2 separate regions of the Homo sapiens genome follow, and region 2 is linked to region 1. Evidence: chromatin loops called from intact Hi-C (ENCODE). Cell type or tissue: PC-3. All regions are shown on one strand. Links, peaks and the distances in the headings refer to the core of each region. The heading gives the core; the rest is flanking DNA. Region 1 overlaps LOC105369302 (a long non-coding RNA gene). Region 2 overlaps NRIP1 (nuclear receptor interacting protein 1).

Region 1 (2,922 bases), core at 116-2,615:
AAAATTCTCTTTTTTGGTTGTGTCTCTGCCCGGCTTTGGTATCAGGATGATGCTGGCCTCATAAAATGAGTTAGGGAGGATTCCCTCTTTTTCTATTGATTGGAATAGTTTCAGAAGGAATGGTACCAGTTCCTCCTTGTACCTCTGGTAGAATTCGGCTGTGAATCCATCTGGTCCTGGACTCTTTTTGGTTGGTAAGCTATTGATTATTGCCACAATTTCAGAGCCTGTTCCTTGACACATACACCCTCCCAAGACTAAACCAGGAAGAAACTAGACCCATTCTTAAGATCTTCCACTTGGTCATTGTTGGAGGGGACAGAAAGTATATCCTTAGGCTTAACCAACCAACCCTTCAAAGCTGGAATATCAAACATGTTAGCTACTTTGGCTAAATGTCTGCAGTGGGATTCTTAGTTAAAATGTTACTGATATATAGGCAGACTTTATTTAGCCAATTAAATATCAAGCATCTTTTTAAAAAAATATAAATAATTGCAGGTTGCTAGTGTTCTTCTTTTAATTGACTTTGACTATGCAGAATGATTTTTTAAATCTTTCCAGCTGCTTCATTAGAATTGAAGAGAGAGAAAGTGGCCCATCCCGTCACCCTCCTCTCTCATTGTAATGAAGTAAAATTCACAAAACCAGAAATGCAAATGGATTTTCTTGAGTCTTTCCTTCTAATACACTGATTAGCATGCTAACCAACTCTTTTTCATCAACTACTTCCATATAGAATCATGCATGGAAACTGTACATGGACTTGGCAATTATGTGAGGGGAATTTGCGTCCTCCAAAAGCAATGCAGATAGCGGAAAAATGAACTGAAATAACAGGAATGAGAAAATGGGAATAAATCATAAATGATAATCAGAAAGATCCTGATAAACCAGTAGCAAGGATCTTACAAGTCTCTAAAGGTTCATAAAATTCCTTGATTGCTGCCAGCACAGCAAAGAAAGGTACTGTATGAGCGTCATCAAGTCATGCTTCTTTGTGTCTCCTATTATTGCAGCTCATCTCTTTCTCCTCCCAGCTCATCAACTCTCATAGCTCTTTGGAAATTAAAAGAGCTCTCTCTCCATGTTCTCTCTGGTTACTGAAAAACAGAGACTCACTCAAACCACTAGAGGGATCTCTCTTCTTTGAAAAGAGAGAGAGAAAAAAGTAAATTGCATAAGCTATAAAGTTGGAATGACACAAGAAATCATCGAGCAAGAGAGAAAATGAACTGTTGCAATTTTCAAAGACATTTCAGTGTCTGTGGAGGGGAATCTCCCACTGTGGAGTCTGGCCTTGCCAAGGTCTTGAGAGAGATCCCTCTGGCAAATATGGATCCTGTTGCACCAACATGCTTTGGATGACTCTAGTGGCCTTCAGTGGTAGCTGGGATTACAGATGCCCACCACCACATTGGCTAATTTTTGTATTTTTAGTAGAGAAGGGGTTTCACCATATAGGCCAGGCTGGTCTTGAACTCCAGACCTCAAGTGATCTGCTCGCCTTGGCCTCCCAAAGTGCTGGGATTACAGGCGTGAGCCACCGCACCTGGCCTTTGACTTCTATATGATAAAAATTTAAAGCTACAGAAGGAATTGCCACCTCAGAAAACTTTCCTCACTTGTCTTCCAGAATGCCTTACCATTCTGTGGCTAAAGACACAGCAAACATTTCCCTGATTTATTTGCCAGCTGGCCTCCTGTTGGGTTCTACCAAGAAACACTAGAGTGACTGGAACACAGGAAGAAAGGAGGAAGGACCTCCTGTTTCCTGTTTGTTATTCTTGCTCTCACCTGCATGGTGACAGCTTTCTCCAGCAATAACATTTCATCCCTGCAGAAACAGTTATCTTAAGAGTGCCAGTTGGTTTCAATGTCCAACTGCCTTCAAATTCCCAAACCAGTTTGTTGCTCTCCTTCATAAGAACTAACCACCGTCAAGCATTGCCTACTCTTTAGAAGTTTGAGTCCTGCCAGTTGTGTTGGCTTATGCCTGAAATCCCAGTGAGGCAGAAGCAGGAAGATAGCATGAGGCTGGGAGTTGGAGATCAACCTGACAATATAGTGAGACACTGTCTACAAAATAAAATAATGATAATAATAATTAGCCAGGTGTGCTGATGCCTGCCTGTAGTCCTAGCTACTCAGGAGGCTGAGACAGGAGGGTCTTTTGAGCCCAGGATTTCAAGGCTGCAATGAACTATGTTCATGCCAATGCCACCCACCCTGGGTGACAGAGCAAGACCCTGTTTTTTGAAAAAAAAAAAAATCCAAGTCACAGTTATGTAAGTCCTCTTTTGTGAGATCCTAAGCTTTAATAGTCTAACCTCTTCTTTTTTTATTCTTCCAGCTGTATGAGAAATAGCTGCTTGTTATTTCATGCTAACCTTTAGTGTTTTCTGTTGCTCTTTCATCCCTCAAACATCTGTATAACCAGCCCCTATATTAAATCCTCCTTGTTGGAGTCCCTAGTGTGGTTTCTGTTTTTTTCTGACTGCACCTGACTGATAAACTGTGAGAAGACTATAGCAATAAAAGATCTATGTAAATAGAGTGGGGGTTCCCCAATAATTCAGTTGGAAAGATCAGGGAAGAATTTATGAAAAAAATAGGATTTGCAAAAGACCTTGAATATAGGTAGAATTTAGAGGTATAAAGATGGGGTGAAAAAAGACTTTCAAAGCAGGAAAACATTATAAAAATATTTAATAACAGGGAACACAAAATATAATTCAGCTGGAAATCATAATATGTAAAAGTTAATATTTAATAATAAACTACCAAAGGTAAAATTGAATCAGATCTTAGTGTAGGAGTAGGGGGAGGGATCTTTAATACCAGGCTCAGAATTGCTGAACTATTTAAGGCTTTTGAGCAGGAAGGTTGCAATATTAGGAAGTCAGAGAAGGAAAAGAATAA
Region 2 (2,922 bases), core at 160-2,659, 490 kb after region 1:
TGTCGAGAGGTTGGAATGAACAAAAAGTAAATGGAGGAGAGAGATCTAGTTTCTGTATCCTGTTTGCATCTGATGCTGAAGCAGAGACATGAATTGCTGATGGTAATGGATTCTATTCTCTTTTAGGAGGCCAGCAATATTATATAAATAGTGGTTGTTTGAGGGAGAGAAACGACAAGTTCCCCTTTTGTGCATGTTCACACTTTGTTTTGAATGTCTCTGAGATATCTTTAAAGTAGAGGATCAAAATTGGGTACCAGCATGGAATCAGGAGTTATACTTTGGAGGAAAATGAATTAATATTAGATCACATTTTCTTTAATCTTTTAAGATCTGGAATTTTACAAGGGTCTTCATCAACAGGGAAAACCGTGTTCTGAGTGCTAAAGTTTGGGTGGTGAACTGGATAATTCTTTTATAGGATCTCTGATAAAGATAAACATGTAAATAACTGCAGAAATAATGCTTTATTTAAGCACATTACCTATGATTCATGGTAGGGGGAAAATAGAGACCACAGAAACTCCTGAAGTCTTATCAGGGTTTCTTTGCAAACTATTATATGGATGCCCATCTGTTGTTTTTTCTTGAAATTTAGTGTTCAGGTTGATGGATACTGAATGTATAGGATTCTGAAGGTTGGAGTTTATTTAAAACAGAACTTTCCTTTTGTTTTACTACGAGTTATGAAATGCAGTTTTAATTTGTTGCAATAAATATAGAAACTGAGATGAGTAGGAATTTATACTAACTTTTCTCACTGTTATGGTACATACTCTATATCATGAACCTTGAAATTCAAATTGATCCCTACACTATCTTGCAAATATTACAAATGAAGAATTACAAAAGTTGTGGTATTTTAGCTTATCAAAATGCACCCGAAACATAAAATATTTTTCTTTAAGTTCTTAAATCAGAAGAATAGGAAAGAGTTGAAAATAAATGTGATACATTTTATCATTATATTAGTATTTTGTTGAAATTAATACCTTGAATCATGCTATGGATAAACATTTAGCCTAGAACTCTAAAAGTAGTATAATGTGAATCAGATTTAAAGAATTGAGAAGGCTGGCAATTCAAAAATAGAGGAAGAAAACACTCTTTGGGGTTATGAAAAAAAGGATCCTCTTAGTATTAAGATTTCTTAAAAAGCTATACACAGTTTTAAGATAGATTGTTCTTGAAGATAATGGGGCAAATAATTACCTGCTAAACAAATTATGAGTCCTGTGATTCTTTTTTTGGTTGAAATAATTTCAAGAACTCCAGCATATGTTGCAGTTTTGGCTAGAAAGGTGATTGTGACATACATCCATTCATCCATTCTCCCTCTCTCCTTCCCTCCTTCCCTCCCTTCCTTCTTTCCACTTTCAATACATAGGGCTGGGGTAGCAAAAAAAAATAATAATAGTAAACAGTTTTGTAAAACTTGATAATAGAATTATCTGACAGGGTTAATAGTTGTGTTTGAAATTCAGAGCTAGTATGGTTCACTCTCCCCAGAAAATAAAATTTTAATTTCTTACACCTCAGGGAATAAAAACTCTAAATTAAAACCCATCTTGCCTCTTTAACTTTGTGTCACTTAGCAAAAATATCTTTAAGGATGGAAAGAAGAGACCCCATGTGTCTTAAATTCCAAGTCACTGTGTGACTAAGCTCGGAGTTCCAATAAATATTAAACTAGAATTCTGCTGGGAATTTGAGTCATCCGCTTAAGCTACTCCTGGGACCAAGACAACTCTGGTTGACCTGATGTTGATGTTTATTCAGAGCTTTGGTGGAAAGGAGCCTCTCACCCTTGGACTTCTAATTAACAAAGTCATTCCTTAGTCACTTGTTAAGTGATAGAGCTACTCCTTGTTTTCAGGCCTGTAATTTGCTAAAGGATTGAGCACAACAGAGAAACTAAGGAGTTTGGAGCTTCTGCTGTTTAGAGTCTGCTTTCATTATTTTACTTTTACTTTCTTATCTAGCTATGTGAGGGTACTATGTAAAAGTCTGGTGATTTGCTTTAGATACTTAAGAGAAAAGCTTAGCTGTAGTCACATATAGTGTCTAAGATGGCTTTCCTTATAGTTACATGTTTTTAATAGTTGAGTTTGCCTATACTCTTCATAACATGTGCACATGTTAAATATGTTACTGCTTTAAAAAAGCATTTCATTAGTAAGATGGGGAATCGTTTATGTACAATATTGAAATGAGAGTAGTAGTATAATGGTGTGTTTGGTAACTAACAGGACACAATCAAAATTTGAGAATTAGAAGTTCAGAATGAAAAAAGGACTTCTCTCTTGAGGAATCTATCTAGAAGTTGAGAGATAGCAAGTGTTTAACAGAGTGTAATGATTTCTGAGAAGCATGCTTTTAAAGATTTTTTTTAAATTCCTGAATTTATGAGTTTATATTATAATAATCTATAATAGAGCAATAGATTTATACACTGGAAAAGAAACAAATTAAGGGAAGGAGAGAATACACAATGACATGGAGGACATCAAGAAAATATGTTTGGAAACATGTGAAACTCTCCAAATGGGAAATAAATATTCTTGAGAGAAATTAATCACAGTTGCAGTTTTTCTCCTAAAGGGACTGTTTGCACAATGGGTTATGTAGGCTCAGGTTTGATTTTTGAAAAACATGTTAAAAAATAGTATTCCTGTTATTCCACGTTTATTTTTCGAGTTTAGGTTCTGCTACTAAATCAAGATGATACAGATAAAAGGAAAGCCCTTTTATCTCCCCCGGCAGCATCTGTTGAATAAGGGGGTTATATTTGATTTCTAAATTCTAAAATTCTGACTGTACAGCAGTATATGCCGTTGTTGACAGTAAACAGTAAAGATTTCAAGCCTGTGGTTTTAAAAGAAGAAGAGATGATTGGGTAGAAACTTGGAATATTAAGAAGTT

Evidence for each region. Hi-C counts contacts between places; a loop is a spot of excess contacts. Peaks named below come from ENCODE experiments on the same cell type or tissue, not always from the same donor. Only the 100,000 strongest peaks of a DNase experiment are listed, where the experiment ranks them.
Region 2: a loop joins it to region 1, with 13 times the contacts of the local background. A loop is called at or near these places in 9 of 110 quality-filtered maps.

Annotation. Positions count from the first base shown.
Region 1 is chr21:15,551,516-15,554,437 of GRCh38, reverse strand. The region is part of intron 2 of LOC105369302 (a long non-coding RNA gene); the gene reads left to right. Among named protein-coding and RNA genes, the nearest start is that of USP25, 180 kb to the left of the region's middle. In PC-3, for the core only: a CTCF peak has its summit at 1,138 (motif pointing right); no DNase peak of the experiment used is centred there.
Region 2 is chr21:15,057,969-15,060,890 of GRCh38, reverse strand. All of the region lies in intron 1 of NRIP1 (nuclear receptor interacting protein 1), which reads left to right. Among named protein-coding and RNA genes, the nearest start is that of NRIP1, 5.6 kb to the left of the region's middle. RefSeq lists an enhancer at 1,949-1,998. In PC-3, for the core only: no CTCF peak of the experiment used is centred there; a DNase peak (open chromatin) is centred at 1,710; H3K4me3 peaks cover 2,500 bases; H3K27ac peaks cover 2,500 bases.